2 separate regions of the Homo sapiens genome follow, and region 2 is linked to region 1. The links are chromatin loops, found by intact Hi-C in ENCODE. Cell type or tissue: B cell. All regions are shown on one strand. Links, peaks and the distances in the headings refer to the core of each region. The heading gives the core; the rest is flanking DNA.

Region 1 (5,375 bases), core at 71-5,070:
AGGCGAGTGGATTGCTTGAGCCCAGGAGTTTAAGACCAGGCTGGCCAACATCGCAAAACCCTGTCTCTACTAAAAATAAAAAAATTAGCCAGGCGTGGTGGTGCACACCTATAGTCTCAGCTACTCCAGAGGCTGCAGTGAGAGGATTGCTTGAGCCCAGAAGACAAAGGCTACAGTAAGTTAGCCAAGATCACACCACTGCATTCCAGTTTGGGCGACACAGTGGGACCCTATCTCAAAAATAAAAATGTGTAAATAATGGAATCGTCCACTTTTTAAAAATAATTTTACAAATAAAAATAAAAACATTATCTGAAAGATGACTTGAGACTGAGACAGTGCTTAACTTTGCTAAGTTTTGGCAGACCCAATTCCATTTTAAATTTCCACTCAGTATATACTATAAAATGTTTCACTGTACTTGTAAGGTGCTTGAGTCTGGGCAGGAGACATGAGGTTGTATTTCTCAGACTTGAGAGGGAATCCAATCCCCTTGGCTGGAGATGGAGCTGAGCTGGGCCTCCCACAGACACGAAGCTCAGAGAAGCTTGCAGGCCTCCTCCAGGTGACTGCACCCTCTTGTCTGGTTTGCATTTATCAGGTCACCACAGAGCTCCCAGCTCATCTCATGTTGCACAAATACTAAAATATAACATGATGAGAAGAGAGCAAGGCGCAGTGGCTCACACCTGTAATCCCAGCACTTTGGAAGGCCGAGGCAAGCGGGTCGCTTGAGTTTAGGGGTGCAAGATCAGCCTAGGTAACAAGGTGAAACCCTGTCTCTACAAAAAATACAAAAATTAGCTGGGCACAGTGCTGCAGGCCTACAGTCCCAGCTACTTTTGAGAAGCTAAGGCAGGATGATGGCTTGAACCTGGGAGGTCACAGTTGCAGTGTGCCGTGATTGCACCATTGCACTCCAGCCTGGGAGACAGAGACTCTGTCCAAAAACAATAACAAAAATGAAAACAAAAACAAAAAAACATGGTGAGAAGAGACTCGCATCACAAACGCCATGATTCTAACTTTAATTCCTCTGCTGTTATGAATGGGGATCCATAAGAGAAACGCTAAGAGAAAAAAGCCCCTGTCTGAAAATTAAGCATCAGACCACTTGGATGACTTTTCAGTTTCATTTACAGTAGCAAAGGACAAACTCACACAAATAGGACCATTTGGGAATATATGACCAGGCGGAACTCAGACCAAAAACTTGACAAATTCCAATTTGTCTCAACCAATACTATTTTACCTATGGCCTCCCCTGCCGCAAAAGAAGGGTTTAGGGCGGGTCTTTCCATTTGTGCACTCGAGTGGCTTTCCAGCTTCACATGCCTGGGATATAAAGGCCAAGGTGGGGGACTCAATCCTCATAACTTGGAAGAGCACCACATGGTGGACAGTACACTGGAGTGGGTGACTAATCCCAGCTCTGTGAACACCTTGTGGCTAGACGTCCACAACCATCTCTCCAACAGCCATCTGACACTGTGGGAACAGTAGCAGTGGCGGCTGCAGCAGCAATCGCTCCCTTGTATTTAATACTTACTATAGCTTAGGCAGGTAAACACTTCCTAGGCATCATCTTGAACGTCACACTAACTGCATGAGGTCAACAATACTATCCCCATTTTCTAATGAGGAAACTGAGATACTGAGATTATAATGCTGGGAACAGGCAGAGCTAGGATTTGAACTCAAGTCTGTGCTCTTTATCACAATATTGTTAATTAAATAAGATAAATGCTACAAGGGCCTACAAAGCAGCACACACGCCAGGGAGAAACCAAATCTGCTTAGCTATGGCCTGGCGAGCTCATATGGTCCCTGCTCAGTAATCAAAGACATGGTAGGCTAAGCCAGGGCTGCATTTCCACAGGTGTACATGTTGCCTTTTATCATGTTTCCCAAAGGGACACCAGGCTCACAAAGAAACAATTGTGAATGGCCATGAATTCCTGGCGATCTCAACTCCCACAAAGCACAAACATCGCTGCTGCTCATAGGCTCCATCAGCGGCAGCAACGTTCGTCTGGGGACACAGGTTACCACACTGAACACAGCACTCTGGGGAGGCCAGGGTGCGGACAAGAAAGCAGGCAGGAGATTAAGTGATTGGATCGAAGGAAAGCTTGTAAGGAGCAAGAGTCACAGATGGACCCCAAACTTCTGAGTCCAATACGGTGCCACCTCTATGCAGGCCTCCTGCACAGGGACTCTGTTCCCCTGAAGCCTCTCTAGGGCTGGCCTCCAGTGAACAGACATCATGTGACCCAGCAGGTCAAGGTCAGAAAACAGGAGGAGTTGGGGCAAGTGAGGACCACTGGTGTTTATTTTTAGTCTTATTTATATTGGGATTAAGGTAAGAAAAATAACAGAATGGCTGGGTTTCCTACCTCAAAAATATAATAAAAGCACAAAGTGAGGTGGCAGGCCCATTAACCCACTCATCTGCTTCCTCCCACAGGTGCTGTGGGCGCCTGTACTCTCTCTGTCACACAACCGTGGTACCTAGAAGTGGACTACACTCATGAGGCCGTCACCATAAAGTGTACCTTCTCCGCAACCGGATGCCCTTCTGAGCAACCAACATGCCTGTGGTTTCGCTACGGTGCTCACCAGCCTGAGAACCTGTGCTTGGACGGGTGCAAAAGTGAGGCAGACAAGTTCACAGTGAGGGAGGCCCTCAAAGAAAACCAAGTTTCCCTCACTGTAAACAGAGTGACTTCAAATGACAGTGCAATTTACATCTGTGGAATAGCATTCCCCAGTGTGCCGGAAGCGAGAGCTAAACAGACAGGAGGAGGGACCACACTGGTGGTAAGAGGTCAGTCAGCGAGGCTTTATTTCAGTGCATCATTGCATCTTGTTCAGGCCTGTAAAATCATTACCTCACTCACATGTAGAAATCAGGAGATAAATTTGCTAAGTTAATACCCTAGCCAGTGATGGGTGTGATCTGAACACAAGTCACCATGAGGTTTGGACTAAAGAACTACTCCAACTGGCTGGGCGTGGTGGCTCACACCTGTAATCCCAGCACTTTGAGGCTGAGGTGGACGAATCACTTGAGGTCAGGAGTTCAAGACTAGCCTGGCCAACATGGTGAAACCCCATCTCTACTCAAAATACAAAAATTAGCCGCGCATGGTGGCATGCACCTGTAGTCCCAGCTGCTTGGGAGGTTGAGGCAGGAGAATCGCTTGTAACCCAGGAGGCGAAGGTTGCAGTGAACCGAGATCGCACTACTGCACTCCAGTCTGGGCAACAAAGCAAGACTCCATCTCAGAAAAACAAAAGAACTACTCCAATCCATCTCGAACATCCACTAACACAAAGTCAGTGATTTGCTGGGTGCTCTATTCTCCCTACATGGTGATGTTTAACCAACCATGTTCACCTCTTTTGTATATTACAGTGATTTAGTGTAAAGTACCATGTCCAAAGGGAACCTTGTGGTGAGTAACTATCAGCTTTCTCAGGAACTAGTCTGGTAATGCACCACCTAGAACAAAGCACTAGAGAAGTGTAAAAGATCAATAAATTGGACCCACAGAAACTATGCAACATGGAGAATAAGCACAGATTTGGAGAGAAGCTACTCAGGGATCCCTGACCCTTCCCATTCTGCCTGGACATCAGTGAACGGAAAGTGATGACTCTCACTTCCTGAGATTTGATAAAACCCATGACAATTCCTCAGCCGAGCGAGGACATCAAACATAGCTAAATCCTATCAGTAATTTCACCAAGTCATTCCCTTGAGTAAACTGAGATTAAGACATTCCCGAGAAAAAAAAAGGGGGAATTTCAGAGAAAAAGCTTTACATGATTCTGAAGGAAAAAAGAGAACAGCAGCAACTCCTCGCCTTGTTGGGGTCTCTTCCCTTAGGAAGGACCCTGGTATGATGAGCAGAGATTGTTAAAACATGAACTCAAAATCAACCAGCCCTTCGATTTCAAAATAGGACTCTGAGGAAGGGAGACCATCCAGTATTATAACCTGTGCTTTTAAACTACGAGGGTTCTAATGGGCTTTTGATATTCAAATGTCATTTAACCTTAGTTTATTCTCATCTGTCAGCTAAATTATAAATAAGTTAAGGCACTTAAAGCATTTTTAATAGTGCCTGGCATATAGCAAATAACAAATGTTAGCTACTGATATGAAAACACACACAGCTTTAGAGATTTGTATGTCTCACTGCATTAGCCTTCTAAAAACATGTTAGTCAAAGGGAAAAATGGCTTGTAAAAAGATGAAGGTCTCAAAGCTGCAAGGCTTATATAAAGTGAAGTGAAAGTGAAAGGCAGAATTGAAAGTGTTAAGGCAGACATGGCAACTTCCTGTCTCTTCTACAGAACTCCTATTTTCACACTGAAGCTTTTTTATTTTAGTTGTATAGATGTGGTTAATTTGTTAGTTTCACAAATAAAAATGTATGCTGCATAAACTGCATTCACAGGATAAGCATCTATGGGATTTTTCTTTCTTTTTTTTTAAGACAAGAGTCTTGCTCTGTCGCCCGGGCTGGAGTGCCGTGGCGTGATCTCAGCTCACTGCAACCAACCTCCACCTTCCGGGTTCAAGCGATTCTCCTGCCTCAACCTCCTGAGTAGCTGGGATTACAGGCATGTGCGACCACGCCCAGCTAATTTTGGTATTTTTAGTAGAGATGGGGTTTCGCCATGTTGGCCAGGCTGGTGTCAAACTCCTGATCTCAAGTGATCTGCCCACCTCGGCCTCTCAAAGTGCTGGGATTACAGGCATGAGCCATCACACTCAGTCTCATCTATGGGATATTTAGTTGGAAAGTACAGGCTATTCAGACAGTAAGTACAAATCTAATTGTATTTTGTACTCCAAATAGTCAGGTAATTGAAGACATGGCATGTTACTTAATCCCTACCCAGAGCACAAGACAATTTCTGCAAGGAGAGAGAAATTCCGAATGTGAAAATGGATTCAATAACTCTATTTCCAGAATTTTATCATAAAGAAAGAAGAGCACATTTGGCAAAAGTGCCTGTCTTTCAAGCACGCAGTGAGCACTGCGCTCCTCAATGTATGGCCTTCCCAGGTTCTTTCACAGATGGGACTCTTCAGCTATGTGTACTAGTTCCAAGGCTATAAATATCACCCTTAACAAATACATATGAAAATATCTTAACCACATAGGCAGACTCTTGATGATACTGGTAAACCGTTTCTACCAAAAGAGATTTTAGATGCCCTTGAACAAACTGTCTGGAAATGTTTATCTAACTTCAAATAATCCTTTATCTAAAAAGTGATGCTTAGCAATATGACAAATGGTTGGTTGAATTTTTTTAATGTTTAAAAACGAGTAACATTTTTGGTTTAACACATTTAA
Region 2 (5,375 bases), core at 299-5,298, 62 kb before region 1:
GCCAGTTTGCATCCTGGGAAGTGGCCAGGAGTGTGGACTAAACGAGAAGGACACCAAAAGCCAGGCACGGTGGCTAATGCCTGTAATCCCAGCACTTTGGGAGGCTGAGGCAGGCGGATTACAAGGTCTGGAGTTCGAGACCAGCCTGGCCAACATGGCGAAACCTCGTCTCTACTAAAAACACAAAAATTCGCTGGGTGTGGTGGTGGGTGCCTATAATCCCAGCTACTCGGAAGGCTGAGGCAGGAGAATTGCTTGAACCCGGAGGCGGAGGTTGCAATGAGCTGAGGTTGTGCCATTGCATTCCAGCATGGGCGACAAGGGCAAGACTCCGTATCAAAAAAAAAATTAGATGACACCAAAATGCTTAGAACTCAAGTCTCCCAGATTTGGAGCCCTCTGGACTGGACCCAACCCAGGGACATTAATTGTCCCCAAAAGAATGTCCATTTTCCACCCCAGGAGCAGCAAGAACACAGATTAAGACTCCTGTCCCCACCAAAGAGGACTGTCTGCCTGACAGTTCCCTCTCTGCAGCCCAAGATTGGAATAAAATAGCATCATCCCTAATCCCAAAGTAATGGCAAAAACCGCAATTACTTTTTGCATCAACCTAATAGCAGCTTAACAGCAGGCAGGAAAATCCTGGGATGAGTCCCACACGTTGATCCCACTCAGGGATGGCTAATGCCCCTTGAGCTCCTACTCTGTGGTGTCACCTGGTGGTCTAGCTTCTTCATGTGTACCAACTCACATAATATTCGCAGCAATGCTACAGGATAAGTGCTACTGATTTGTTGTTGTTGTTGTTTAATTTTTTTTGAAATGGAGTCTTGCTCTGTCGCCCAGGCTGGAGTGTGGTGGCACAATCTCTGCTCACTGCAACCTCTGCCTCCCAGGTTCAAGCCATCCTCCTGCCTCAGCCTCCCAAGTAGCTGGAAGTACAGGCATGCACCACCACGCCCAGCTAATTTTTGTATTTTTAGTAGAGACGGGATTTCACCATGTTGATCAGGCTGGTCCCAAACTCCTGGCGTCAGGTGATCCTCCCACCTCAGCCTTCCAAAGTGCTGGGATTGCAGGTGTGAGCCACCTTGCCCGGCAGTAAGTGCTATTGTTGTCCACATATTACAAATAGAGAAACTGAGTCAAAGTGAAAATAGCAAATTGCCTAGTGTCACACAGCTAGTAAATGGCAGAGCAAGGATTTGAACCCAGGCAGTCCTCCTCAGCATCATCTTCTTACTGATTGGTTGCCCCCTGCTGTGTGTGTATAACTGATTGTTATGGATTAAATATTTGTGTCTCCCAAGAATTCATATGTCAAAGTCCTAACCCCTAATGTGATGGCATTGGGAGGTGAGACCTTTAAGAGGCCTTTAAGGGTTAGATGAGGTCATGAGATAATGAGGGTCAGGTGGGGCCCTGATCCAATGGGATTAGTTTCCTTGTAAGACGCAACACCAGAGAGCTTGCTCTCATGTGGTCAGGTGAGCACACAGCAAGATGGCGGCCACCTACAGGCCAAGAGAAGAGGCCTCAGAATGAAACCTACCTTTCTGACACCTCGATGTTGGACTTCCCAGTCTCCAGAACTGTGAGAAATAAATTTATGTTGTTTACGTCACTCAATCTACAGTATATTTTTATGGCAGCCTGGCAGGTCTAATACACTTAGGTCATCTTAGGGGAATAAAAAAGAGTTTAAAACTCCAGCTGACCTTCTCATGGGCCAAGTATTTGGCAGACAAGATGATGACCTGGCTCTTGGCCCAACCTGAGACCTGGTTGAGGGTGGAGATGGCTCCGTGCACAGCCTCGGGGGAGAGGGATTCCAGTTGGCTGTAGGTCAAACCTACAACTGCATCCGACAAAGAACCCAGGGTCTCATTGAGGGTCTGGTTCTCCATGGCAATGTCCAGGAGTTCTGCTTTGAGCTGGAAGGAGAGCAAACTGGAATGAGTGTTGACAGGAAGCAGGGCGGTGGCTCCCTCTGACCATATCCAGGGCTATTAGGACTCCACAGCACCTCCCTTGACCCTGTTCCATCAAAGCTTTTGGGCTCAGAAACGATGAAGGAAAGGGACTCCTGCCATGCCCAGACAGTGAGACACCACACGGAGGACACCTCTTCTGGCCTTAGCTTTCATGTGCCAAAAATTCCCTTTGTACTTCATTTAAATATTAATTTGTTATTAAATCAACCTTAATCCATGTCAGAAAGAAATGTTCCTTTTATAACTACACCACACTCTTATAGCATCTGTTGTCCTCTGGTGACCTTGAACTCTATATCCATATATACAGGCTGTTTTCCTTTCATTAAATAGCCAGGGGCCTTTTCACGATAATTTATAATCTGTGTAAAAATAACTTTTTTTTTTTTCTTAAGACAGAGTTTTGCTCTTGTCACCCAGGCTGGAGTATAATGGTGTGGTCTTGGCTCACTGCAACACTGCAACCTCCACCTTCCGGGTTCAAGCGATTCTCCTGCCTCAGTCTTCTGAGTAGCTGGGATTACAGGCACCCACCACCACACTAATGTTTGTATTTTTAGTAGAGACAGGGTTTCACCATGTTGGCCAGGCTGGTCTCAAACTCCTGACCTAATGTAATCCACATGCCTCAGCCTCCCAAAGTGCTGGGATTAGAGGCATGAGCCACCACATCCAGCCAAAAATAACTCTTCACAGTACAAGAAAGTAAAAGTCTCCTGAACATCCTACCACATAAAAATAACCATGATTAGCAATTGGGTGTATATGCTTCCAAGATTTCTTATACCTTTATAAATATAGAGACACTACATAGTTTTTACAGAGTTGTAATATGAACAGAAGCACAATTTACTCTTCTTAAAATTATCTCTTGCACCTCTTTGCACATTTCTATGATCATTTTAATAATTATTTTATTGCAATATGCCTGCCTAATGATAGTAAAGTGTGCGTTACAGCTGCTTTCGGTAAGGAATGTGATAAAGTCACCTACTATACAATGAGCTCTGTAACAAAAAACAAGAATGGTTCATATTTTAACACCCGAATTTACGTAATAACGTAGTCATTTCAGGCAGGTGCACAAAACGGGTTTCTGGCAATATTGAAATAGCCACTGGGGGGCAGCAGAGTGAAGTAGAAGAAACAACTGTCAAAGCGCCTGGGTTCTCTAAGTTCGGCAACTGCCTTACCTAGAAATCAGTTTCCACATCTGTAAAACGAAGGGGTGGACTACAGTGGCAGCTCCCAAAGTGTGGAGCACACCCAGCGGCATCTGCAACACCTGGGAACTTGTTAGAAACGCAGATTGCCAGGCTGCTCCCGGACCTCCTGAATCAGAGACTGGGTGGGGCTCCGAAATCCAGGGATCCCCAGACTCCGGGTCACAGATGGGGACCACCGGGACCCTGGCCTGTTAGGAACCAGCCACAGCAGGAGGTGAGCAGCAGGCCAGTGAGCATTACCGCCTGAGCTCTGCCTCCTGCCAGATCAGAAGCGGCATTAGATTCTCCTAAGAGCAAACCCTATTGTGCACTGTGCATGCAAGGGACCTAGTCTGTGCGCTCTTTATGAGAATCTAATGCCTGATGATCTGTCACTGTCTCTCATCACCCCCAGATGGGACCGTCTAGTTGCAGGAAAACAAGCTCAGAGCTCCCACTGATTTCACATTATGGTGAGTTCTATAGTTATTTCATTATATATTACAATGTAATAATAGAAATAAAGTGCACAGACCGGGCGTGGTGGCTCACGCCTGTAGTCCCAGTACTTTAAGAGGCCATGGCAGGCGGATCACGAGGTTAAGAGAATGAGATCATCCTGGCCACATGGTGAAACCCCGTCTCTACTACAAATACAATAAATAGCTGGGCGTGGTGGCGTGCACCTGTAGTCCCAGCTACTCAGGAGGCTGAGGCAGAGAATTGCTTGAACCTGGGAGGCAGAGGTTGCAGTGAGCCAAGATCGTGCTACCGCACTCCAGCCTGGCAACAGAGCGACACTCCATCAAGAAAGGAGAGGAGAGGGGAAGGGGAAAGGGATGGGGGGGGGAGGGGGAGGGAGGGAGGGAAGGAGGAAAGAAAGAAAGAGAGAGAGTGAGAAAGAGAAGAAAGAAAGGAAGGAAGGAGGGAAGAAAGAAAGAGAGAGACAGAAAGAGAAAGAAAGAGAAAGAAAGAAAGAAAGAAAGAAAGAAAGAAAGAAAGAAAGAAAGAAAGAAAGAAAGAAAGAAAAGGAAGGAGAAGGAAGGTAGGGAGGGAGGGAGGGAGGGAGGAAGGGAGGGAAGGAAGGAAGAGCACAATAAATGTCATGCACTTGAATCATCCTGAAACAATCCCCCGGCCCCAGTCCACGGAAAAAAATTGTCTTCCACAAAACCGGTCCCTGATGCCAAAAAATTGTCTTCCACAAAACTGGAGCGCTGCCACAAGCTGTATTTGAACAGGCCCTCCCTGTGATTTAGATGCACCCTCCAGTTTGAGAACAACTGAGCTAGATGATCCCAAAGGGCTCCCTCGTATCTAATTGCATGCCACCTTCTCCTTGGTCAGGGCTGCCACATGTTGAGACCCCTGGGCCTTAAAATACATTTATCTTCTTATTTTTGCTTGAGCTTGCTTAGGACGGATTCTTTTCCTTGGAAACAAAAATATGCATTCACAGGCTAGGCTCGGTGGCTGACGCCTGTAATCCCAGTACTTTGGGAGGCCAAGGCAGGTGGATCACTTGAGGTCAGGAGTTCAAGACCAGCCTAGTCAACATGGTAAAACCCCATCTCTACTAAAAACACAAAAAATTAGCCGGGCATGGTGGCATGCACCTGTAGTCCCAGCTACTCCAGAGGCTGAGGCAAGGCGAAGGTTGCAATGAGCTGAAATTGTGCCACTTGAACCCGGAAGGTGGAGGTTGCAGTGAGCTGAGATTATGCCACTGCATTCCAGCCTGGGTGACAGAATGAAACTCAAAAAAAAAAAAAAATGAATCTTATAAAAAAAAAAAAAAAGATGCGCTGACCAAAATAGATGACCACACTCTCAAATGTCAAATGTGTTTGGGGACTTTATGGTGATGTGTGGGAAACTGCTGTGAAATTATTGATGGCTTTATCAAAATTTCATTTAATATTATTTTCATGTCATCGTTTCGATTTTAAGCAAATTGAAAAGGGCCACAAAAAGTGGAATGGAAGGGGGTAGAATTGAGACTTGACTGGAAGGAAGAAGAGAGAGATGGAGAGGAAGGAAAATGAGAGAGAGCGTGTTTGCTCATCTGGTCTTGGGAACTCATAACCACCCTGCAATCCAGTGTTCTCAATCCTGGCTGCATTGAAATCACCTGAGAAGCATTAAAATCAGGCCATACCTCAGGCCACACCCC

The links. Hi-C counts contacts between places; a loop is a spot of excess contacts. Peaks named below come from ENCODE experiments on the same cell type or tissue, not always from the same donor. Only the 100,000 strongest peaks of a DNase experiment are listed, where the experiment ranks them.
Region 2: it touches region 1 in a loop (7-fold over the local background); 76 of 110 quality-filtered maps call a loop at or near these places.

What each region holds. Positions count from the first base shown.
Region 1 is chr16:21,644,585-21,649,959 of GRCh38, reverse strand. All of the region lies in intron 4 of METTL9 (methyltransferase 9, His-X-His N1(pi)-histidine), which reads right to left. IGSF6 (immunoglobulin superfamily member 6) reads left to right here. Exons shown (of 6, transcript NM_005849.4): 2 at 2,468-2,827. It overlaps LOC124903663 (a long non-coding RNA gene), which reads right to left. Exons shown (of 2, transcript XR_007065025.1): 1 at 4,784-5,375; 2 at 2,493-3,028. Among named protein-coding and RNA genes, the nearest start is that of IGSF6, 5.3 kb to the left of the region's middle. RefSeq lists an enhancer at 4,235-4,414. In B cell, for the core only: no CTCF peak of the experiment used is centred there; DNase peaks (open chromatin) are centred at 2,569, 3,349, 4,369 and 4,972; H3K4me3 peaks cover 1,648 bases; H3K27ac peaks cover 3,875 bases.
Region 2 is chr16:21,706,450-21,711,824 of GRCh38, reverse strand. It overlaps OTOA (otoancorin), which reads right to left. Exons shown (of 29, transcript NM_144672.4): 13 at 1,722-1,937. Among named protein-coding and RNA genes, the nearest start is that of OTOA, 45 kb to the right of the region's middle. In B cell, for the core only: CTCF peaks have their summits at 2,903 and 3,104 (motif pointing right); a DNase peak (open chromatin) is centred at 3,114.